2 separate regions of the Homo sapiens genome follow, and region 2 is linked to region 1. The links are chromatin loops, found by intact Hi-C in ENCODE. Cell type or tissue: PC-9. All regions are shown on one strand. Links, peaks and the distances in the headings refer to the core of each region. The heading gives the core; the rest is flanking DNA.

Region 1 (4,531 bases), core at 773-3,272:
TCAGAGAGGGTAGATGACTTGCCCCAAACCACACAGCTACCTCTTGTCCTAACCAGGCCCAGAATCCGGGTCTTTAGAGTCCTCATGGAATGTGCTTCCTGCTCTGTGATTTTACCTCATTAACCCTTTTGTTCTCTTTGCTCCCAGCTGGGAGCAGTCTTGGGGCTATCGGTCAAAGAAAATCTGGATAGGAGGGAAAGTATAGGAAAGAAGATCATGACAATTGTCTCCTGAGTGTCCACTACGTGCCCAGCACCCACGCTGAGCTCTCTGTTACCTTCATGACAGCTTCTGGAGGCTGGAAATGGAAGCGCTAAGAGCTTCAGTCATTTGCCAAGGGTCACAGAAGAAGTAAAGGGAGAGGTAGGATGGAAACCCAGGCAGTGAGACGGGCAGAAGGAAGGCACCGGGCACCTCTCAGGGCTGAGCCTCCCGGGCCCTCTCCCCTAGCTGGGTCTGTTTTCCCTCAATATCCCGCCTGTCCTAAAAATAATATTCTTTTTGGTGAGCTTCGTTTAGTCATAGTTCTCAGGGTTTGAGGTAAGAGAACAAACACTGGGGAAGGAATTGGGAAGTTCAAGTTCCAGAAAAGCATGAAAAGAACGATCAGGTGCACGACATGGCTAATGTCCCATGCTGTGATGAAGGCAAGGTACTACAGGAAGGGTCCAAGACCCCAGCTCCAGTCCCGGCTCTGCTGCTTCCCAATGTGAGAACCTGGGGAATGGAGACGCCTCACTTAGCCTCAGTTTCTACATCCATACAAGGGGCTGATTTAGAAAATATCCTGTGCAGCCAGGCGCGGTGGCTTACGCCTATAATCCCAACACTTTGGGAGGCCGAGGCAGGTGGACCACTTGAGGTCAGGAGTTCGAGACCAGCCTGACCAACATGGAGAAAACCCATCTCTACTAAATATCTAAATATACAAAATTATCCAGGTATGGTGGCACATACCTATAATCCCAGCTACTTGGGAGGCTGAGGCAGGAGAATCTCTTGAACCCAGGAAGTGGAGGTTGCAGTGAACCGAGATCGCACCACTGCACTCCAGCCTGGGCGACAGAGTGAAACTCTGTCTCAAAAAAAAAAAAAAAAAGAAAGAAAGAAAGAAAAGAAAAGAAAATTTCCTGTGCAAGATCGTATCTTAGACTTTAATTACCAACTAACCTGCCCCATCCCAGGCACTCCCCTCCTCCTGTCATCTAACAGGAAACTAGAATGGTAAGTCACATGCACACTCTGTGAATAAAATATCTCGTCTTGGGCTAACATAGTTTTGAGAAGGAGAAAAACCCCAGGACAAAGATGGAAGCAGAAAATGGAAACTCCAGAAGTCTTAGGAATGGCCAGGGCCCCACTGCAGACCCCACGATGAAGCAGAAATGGGCCTCCAGCGGCCAGACTTCCGGAAGCAAGGTCCCGTTGGTGATTTCCTTATGACGAACCAGGCCTGTGAGCCAAATGCAAGCGACAGAATTGGGTTTACAAGGAAACAGGCACGCAGGGGTGGGAGTCCCCAGTGGGCCTGAATGTTGCCTGGCATCTAACCTGTCCTCCTGCCATGGCCCTGCTGAAAGGACAGGCCCCAGGATGCAGCAGAGAGCCACTTTTGAGTGGAGGCCGGTGGCAGGCACACGTTTCCAGGAGCTCCAGGCCAATGAGTTTGGTTGTTCACACCTCCCTTGGTCCACTGAGGACCAGGTCCTCACGCGCCCTCTGCTGGCCCCTCCAGATTCAACTCCTAGTATTTTTTTTTGGGTCGCCACTGGTAGAGTGCAAAATGCTAATACGACAGTGTGATGGCGCTGACGGTCACTCTGCTGGGTGGTCACTCACTCACTTGGCCACACGGCAGACAGACCGGCGTGCTGATCACTCAACTAGAATTTAATCAGCAGCCATGCACGCTGGACACTGCTCGGCCTTGAGCACCAGGGAGCCCAGTGGAGTCAGGGGAGTCATCGGTACAGTAAAGGCAAACGCTACACAAGATGTCTTCCAAAATCAGGGCTGGAGGGCCAGGCACAGTGGCTCACACCTGTAATCCTAGCACTTCGGAGACTGAGACAGACAGATCACCTGAGGTCAGGAGTTCAAAACCAGCCTGGCCAACATGGTGAAACCCTCTATCTACAAAAATATAAAAATTAGCCAGGCGTGGTGGTACGTGCCTGTAATCCCAGCTACTAGGGAGGATGAGGCACAAGAATTGCTTGAATCCAGGAAGCAGAGGTTGCAGTTAACCAAGATCATGCCACTGCACTCCAGCCTGGGCGACACAGCGAGACCCCGTCTCAAAAAAAAAAAAAAAAAAAAAATCACAGTTGGAGGGGCAGAAACAGTGCCTGTGGCCCATTGCAGATAAGGCACTCCTGGTGTCCTCTGCTGCTCCTCCCACCCTTTCCCCCTGTGATCTCCCTGCACTGCTGAGGGATAACTGGCATTGCCCTGGAGTGCCCTTCCCTGCGGGCAGCCCGCCCTACCTTGATGCCAGCATTCCTCAGGGTCTCCAGCGTGGGCCGCACATCTGCCTGCAGCTGGTCCTCCACGCCCGTCAGGCACAGCAGTTCCATCTCCATCTCCAGGCTCTCGATCACCGTGGCCACTTTGAGGGAGCGGTCGTGCACACTCAGCTTGGCCTGGACGTAGCGGGCCTGGGACACACCAGCAGATGCAGTCACTGCTTAGGGTGAGGAGAGGCCAGGCTGACTGGCCAGTGCCAAGAGTGGAAGGGCCACACCCGATCCCCACCACACGGGGTGGGGGACCCCAGCAGGTGAGCTGGACCCCACAGGGGTGACATAGGCTTCCAGCTTCCTCACAAGTCCTCCATGTAGACACTGCACAGACCTGAGTCCCACCCTACACTCCACACTCACCTGCTGGGAGACTTCCAGCAAGTCACTTAACCTCTCTGAGCCGTGGCCACGAAATGGCAATAACAGCACCAACCTCATTGGGTTGTCTCAGGGACGGGCACAACCAAGATCTCAAAAAAACAGTAAGTTCTCCCATACACAACATGCACTTTGTAAGCCAAACTGTGGGTCACCAGGTTTTCTAAAGACCAAGTCGAGCTTCTGAAGACCATCAACCCAAACTGCCGCTTCTTCTCTTTATCATGTTAGCAAAAACCTGGAGGAAAACCAGTCATCTAATGGGCCCGCTTGAAGCACATGCTTTTAAAATTAAAAGGCAGGTAGCATTGATCGGGGCTAAAATGCTTGTTAAATAATGGCTTACAAAGAACTCAAATATATTAAAGAGAGATCCAGGCAGTTTCCCCGCATGGAGCAGGGCAGGGCCCCACGAAGCGTGTCCCGCCTCCCTCCCTTGCATTCCTGCACGCTGGATTTAGGCCAGGCACCAGAGACACGGCAGTAAACAAGACGAGGACCCTCCCCTCAGGGAACACACAATCTATGGGATGGGATGACAATAAGCAAGTCAATAATCTGGTTCAACCCCAACATTTTTACAGCTTAAAGAAATTAGGGAGGCCGGGTGTGGTGGTTCATGCCTGTAATCCCAGCACTCTAGAAGACCGAGGCAGGCAGATCACCTGAGGTCAGGAGTTTGAGACCAGCCTGGCCAACATGGCAAAACCGTGTCTCTACTAAAAATACAAAAATTAGCCAGGCATGGTGGCACATGCCTGTAATCCCAGCTACTTGGGGGCTTGAGGGAGGAGAATCGCTTGAATCCAGGAGGCAGAGGTTGCAGTGAGCAGAGATCGTGCCATTGGCACTACAGTCTGGGCAACAAGAGTAAAGCTCTGTCACAAATAAAAAAAAAAAAAAGAAAAGAAATTAGGGAGCCGAACCAGATGCGGTGGCTCACACTTGTAATCCCAGCTACAAGGAGGTTGAGGCAGGAGGATGGCTTGAGGCCAGGAGTTTGAGACCAGCCTGGGCAGCATAGCGAGACCCCGTCTCAGAATAAATGTGCAAAAAAAAAAAGAGAAAAGAAATTAGGGCTCCAAGAGAATGATTTATGCCAAATTTTCCCGAAGGCATACCATATGCCAAGGACTATCTTTAACTACTAAGGATATAAGAATAAACCAGGCCAGGCACAGTGGCTCACACCTGTAATCCCTGCACTTTGGGAGGCCAAGGCTGGTGGATCACCTGAGGTCAGGAGTTCGAGACCAGCCTGGCCAATATGGTGAAACCCCATCTCTATTAAAAATACAAAAATTAGCCGGGCATGGTGACGGGCAACTGTAATCCCAGCTACTCCAGAGGCCGAGGCAGAAGGATCCCTTGAACCTGGGAGGCGGAGGTTACAGTGAGCCAAGATCACACCACTGCACTCCAGCCTGGGCGACAAGAGCGAAACTCTGTCTCAAAAAAAAAAAAAAAAGAAGAAGAAGAACAAGAATAAGAAGAACAAACCAGACTTGTAAAGTCCCTGTCTTCAAAAATATTTTATTCCCGAAAGGAGATGGATAAGATGAATGTTAAAAAAAAATATATGAACAGGGTCAAGTTTATATTCTTCTGGCCTCTCCAGATTCAACTCCTAG
Region 2 (4,531 bases), core at 681-3,180, 310 kb before region 1:
TTTGCAGCAAAAACAACTACAGCTTCATTGATGTACATGGATGTGGAGTTCTCATTAGGGAGGAGGAGTCAGGCTGGTGGGACAAAGGGAAAGCAAAAAGAGAAAGCAGATAAGCTGTAAGTCTGCCTTTCCAGGACACAATGCAGGACCATGGACCTCTTGCACAATATAACTCACAGTCTTCCTGTGCCCAGCTATTACCAGACTCTTGGCTGATAGAAAAATGCAAGTTAGCTCCCTGCAACCTTGGTGTTATCAGTACAGCACGTAGCCCTCTCCAGCCCAAGAACCAGCGTATAAAATCTCCAGCAAGCTTTGTCCCTTTGCAGTCAGCTCCCCTCTTGCTGACCTGCCCATTGCTTCCTTGCAGCGCTTTCTCGAGTAAATCTGCCTTTCTTTACCTACAGCTATCTTGGTACATTCTTTTCACCACCTATATGACACCAACCCCAGAGAGTCGCAACCCACGACAATGGACAAACCTCAGAACATCATTTTAGAATGAGAAAAGCATAGTATCTTACTTATATAAAGTTTTAAGCATGAAAGCAAAAGTGTCTGTTGCACAGGGATATATGTGCATATGTTCTATAAATGTAAAGGCAAATATGGGAATAACAAGCATTGTATTTAGGATTATGAAACCTCTGGGATGAGAGAGAGAAGAATGGAGTGGGCAGGTTATTCACAGGGACCAATTTTATCTGCCATGCTTTGTTTCCTAAAAAAATCAACCATGGGCACATGAGGGGCTCCCTAGGGTAACAGATGATTTCTTAATCTGGAGGCTGGTTCCAATTTGGGAAAATTCATTGAGCCAATCATTTATGATACGTATAGTTCTCTGCACATGTGTAATTTTTCTTTTTTCTTTTTTTGAGACAGATTCTTGCTCTGTCACCCAGGCTGGAGTGCAGTGGTATGCTCATAGCTCACAGCAGCCTCCAACTCCTGGGCTCAGGTGATCCTCCCTCCTCAGCCTCCTGAGTAGCTGGAACTACAGGCCCACATCACCATGCCTGGCTATTAAAAAAAAAAAACTGTCTGTAGATACAGGCTTTCACTATGTTGCCCAGGCTGGTGTTGAACTTCTGGCCTCAAGCAATCATCTTGCCTCAGTCTCCCAAAGTTTTGGGGTTACAGGCATGAGCCACTGCATGTGGCCTGACTTTTCAATACAAATCTATTGATATAATTTGGATATTTGTCCCTGCTCCAATCTCATGTCAAATTGTAATCCCTAATGCTGGAGGTGGGGCCTGGTGGGAAGTATTTGGGTCATGGAGGTGGATTCCTAATAGCTTGGTGCTGTCTTTGCAATAGTGAGTGTCAATGAAGAGTGTCAAACTCTGCGAAATATCCGAAGAGTTTATCCTGAGCCAAGTATGAAGGACCAGTGGCCCTATGACACAGCCCCAGGAAATCCTGAGAATATGTGCCCGAGGTAGTCAGGATACAAAATGATTTTATACATTTTTGGGAGACATGTCAATCAATGCATGTAAGATACATGTTGGTTTCGTCTGGCAAGGCGGGACAATTGGATAACTGGAGGAGGCGGGGTTCCAGGTCATAGGCGGAGTCGAAGACTTTCTGACTGGCAATTGGCTTAAAGAGTTATTATTTAAAGACCTGGAATCACAGACGGAATGGTTAAGATAATAGGTTGTAGAGACCCAGGTTTTATCATGCAGATGAAGCCTCCCAAAGCAGGCTTCACAGAGAATAGATTGTAAATGTTTATCAGACTTCAAGTCTGTTCTATCTGTCTTAAGATCTCTGTTTTAATGTTAATGTTGGTCAACTGTGCTTGAATTCCAAAGGGAGGGGGAGGAGGGTATAAGGAGGCATGTCTGACTTTCACTTCCCATGATAACCCGAACTCGTCTTTCCAGTTAATTTTAGAATGCTCTTGGCCAAGGGGAGGGTTTATCAGCAGGTTGTGCGGCTTAGAATTTTATTTTTGCTTTACATGCGTGATCTGGTCATTTAAAAGTGTGTGGCACCTCCTCTCCCTCTCTCTCTTCTTATAAATTACCTAGTCTCAGGTATTTCTGTAGAGCAATGCAAGAATGCCCTAATACATGTGTTGTAGGGGGAAAAAAAAAAAAGGGTTCTTGTCACATGACCAGGAAAGATTAGGCCTGCAGACACTTTGAAGGGTGAGGGGAAATGGAATTTATTAGGCGAAAAGGAAAAATAAATCTCAGTAAAGCAGGAGAGAGTCCTGCTAGAAGGCTTCCCACCTCATAGTTTGAATCCCAGTTTACTATCCAGGAACAGGAGAGGCCAGGTTCCTTTCCCTTGCAAACGGCACAAACTTCTTGAGACTCCACCCCATCCTCCCAGTGCTCAGGCAGGTCAGAGATTCTCCAGGACCTGCAGTCCGGGTTTTTCAGCCTTCAGGCCATTTTAGGCTTGAAGGCGGAGTTTTGTGGGGGGACCCTTGGCTGTCTCCTGTCTCTATGACATGTATTAAATAACTTCAGTCATAAAACAAATTTGAACCAAGCTGGGTAGTAGATGTCAGCCTTTCTGGTACACAGGTTGAGCATCCCGAATCTGAAATCTGAAACGCAAAATGCTCCAAAACTCAAAATGGTGTGAGTGTTGATGCTGTACTCGAAGGAAGTGCTACAGTGAACATTTCAAGTGTTCAGATTTGGGATGCTCAGCTGCTCAGTGTAATACAAGTATCCCCAAATCTGAAAAACTCTGAAATCTGAAACACTTCTGGTCCCAATCATGTTGGATAAAGGATACTCACCCTGCATTATCCTCTGCTCTTTATTGTAGGCTTAAAATACTCAATAATGAAATCCAATGAATCTACAAATGCTCGGCAGTGGCCTGGCTGCAAAGTGAGACCACTAAAGGTTTATTGTTCACAGTGACCTGGCCGCATATCTAGACAGTTGCTTTATGATGGGAAATCTATAGTAAAAACAGGCTTCAGAATAAGATAGATCTGCTGTCTTAAGCTCTTCACGTTACCTTTCCGAGCCTCAGTTTCTTCATCTTTCTAATGGGGAGGATAATGCCAGCCTCATGGCTCAATGATGGCTGTTCACAGGCCCTCCAGGAAAGGGAGCTCTAGCCCTTTGCAAGGAGCAGAGGCCTGAGAACAACCGTATGTGATGGTGTTGGAGAAGCCAGTGTGTGGGAAGCTTCTGCTAAGTCAGCAGCATCAGGGATTTGCAGGATGGCCTGACCAGGAAGCATGTTCCTTCCCCCAGCACTTCCTTCCTGCTGATGGAATTGACATGGGCTGGAATAGTGGAACACACACTCACACATACACACACGTATGCAAACAGCATCCTGCTGGTTTTGATGGATGCGATGCATTGATTGAAATACGATGATTCATCAGCATGAGGGTGGAGGTTCGTTCTCTGAGCTTGTCAGGAGGAAAAGTGACAGGGCCTACAAGCAAGTGCTGGAGTACTGGTTCTCAACCAGGGGTAATTTTTTTCCCCCAGCAGTCATTTGGCAAACTCTGGAGATATGTTTGATGGTTAGAATTCAGGAGATGCTACTGGCATCTAGTGGGTAGAGCCCAGGGATGCAGCTGAACAATCTACAATGCACCGGACAGGCCCTCTAGCAAAAAATTATCTGGTCCAAAATGTCAATAGCGCCAAGGTGGAGGCCCTTTAGAGGGGACCTAGGGGAGAGAAACCTCTTGGAGGAGCTGACATCCCATCCAGGACATGCAAACGGCCCATCAGGGATTAGAAGTATCTTCTAAAGGGCAGCTTCTCCGGAGCTCTGTCTGCAGAGAACACCTGCCCAATCCACTCTTATGAGTGGCCTGCCATATGTGGGAGCCTGGGGGCAAGAGATGGCTCTTTCAGCCTGAATTGGTCACCAAGAGCTCAGGAGCTGGTGTTCAAGGGCAATCCAGGACCCTAACAGGGGCATATGTGGGCACGCTCCAGCCTTGGCGTCCTCACCCATTTGATTACTAATTTTGCAAATGTGAGTTTGGCCCGCGCTGGAGCCATAGCTTACCCTTCAGGTTCATTTAACATTATCATGTGTACAGCCCCACAGGCTGTCCCCATTCCCAGGTGGGCTTGGCTGGGTTCTCTGTGCAGGGTCTCACCAGGCTGATGTGAATGTATTGGCCGGGCTGCACTCACATCTGGAAACTCAGGGGAAGAATTCACTTCCAAGTTCATACGGGTTGTTGGCAGAGTCCGGTTCTTGGTGGTTTTAGGACTGAGGTCCCTGTGTCTTTGCTGGTTGGCTGCCGGGGGCCACACTCTGCTCCCAGGGGCCTCGCGTAGCTGCACAGCCGGCAAATATGCACCGAGTCCATCCATGCTTTGGATCTCTCTGGCTTCCTCTTCCGCCATTAGCCAGAGACAGTTTTCTGCTTTTCACGGCTGTGTGATAGATCAGGGTCATCCAGAAAATTTCCCTCCCTGTCTTAAGGTCAGCTGTGCCGCATAGCACGATCGTGGGACTGTTGCATCCGACTCACAGATGCAGCTTCTGGGGTTAAGGGAGAACATCTTTTGGCACC

Evidence for each region. Hi-C counts contacts between places; a loop is a spot of excess contacts. Peaks named below come from ENCODE experiments on the same cell type or tissue, not always from the same donor. Only the 100,000 strongest peaks of a DNase experiment are listed, where the experiment ranks them.
Region 2: it touches region 1 in a loop (14-fold over the local background); 1 of 110 quality-filtered maps calls a loop at or near these places.

What each region holds. Positions count from the first base shown.
Region 1 is chr20:51,622,706-51,627,236 of GRCh38, forward strand. It overlaps ATP9A (ATPase phospholipid transporting 9A (putative)), which reads right to left. Exons shown (of 28, transcript NM_006045.3): 18 at 2,487-2,657. Among named protein-coding and RNA genes, the nearest start is that of NFATC2, 82 kb to the left of the region's middle. RefSeq lists an enhancer at 1,565-2,097. In PC-9, for the core only: CTCF peaks have their summits at 1,747 (motif pointing left) and 1,953; a DNase peak (open chromatin) is centred at 1,726.
Region 2 is chr20:51,310,250-51,314,780 of GRCh38, forward strand. No RefSeq gene overlaps it. Among named protein-coding and RNA genes, the nearest start is that of MIR3194, 140 kb to the right of the region's middle. RefSeq lists enhancers at 675-1,664, 1,665-2,653. In PC-9, for the core only: no CTCF peak of the experiment used is centred there; a DNase peak (open chromatin) is centred at 1,832; H3K4me3 peaks cover 607 bases; H3K27ac peaks cover 690 bases.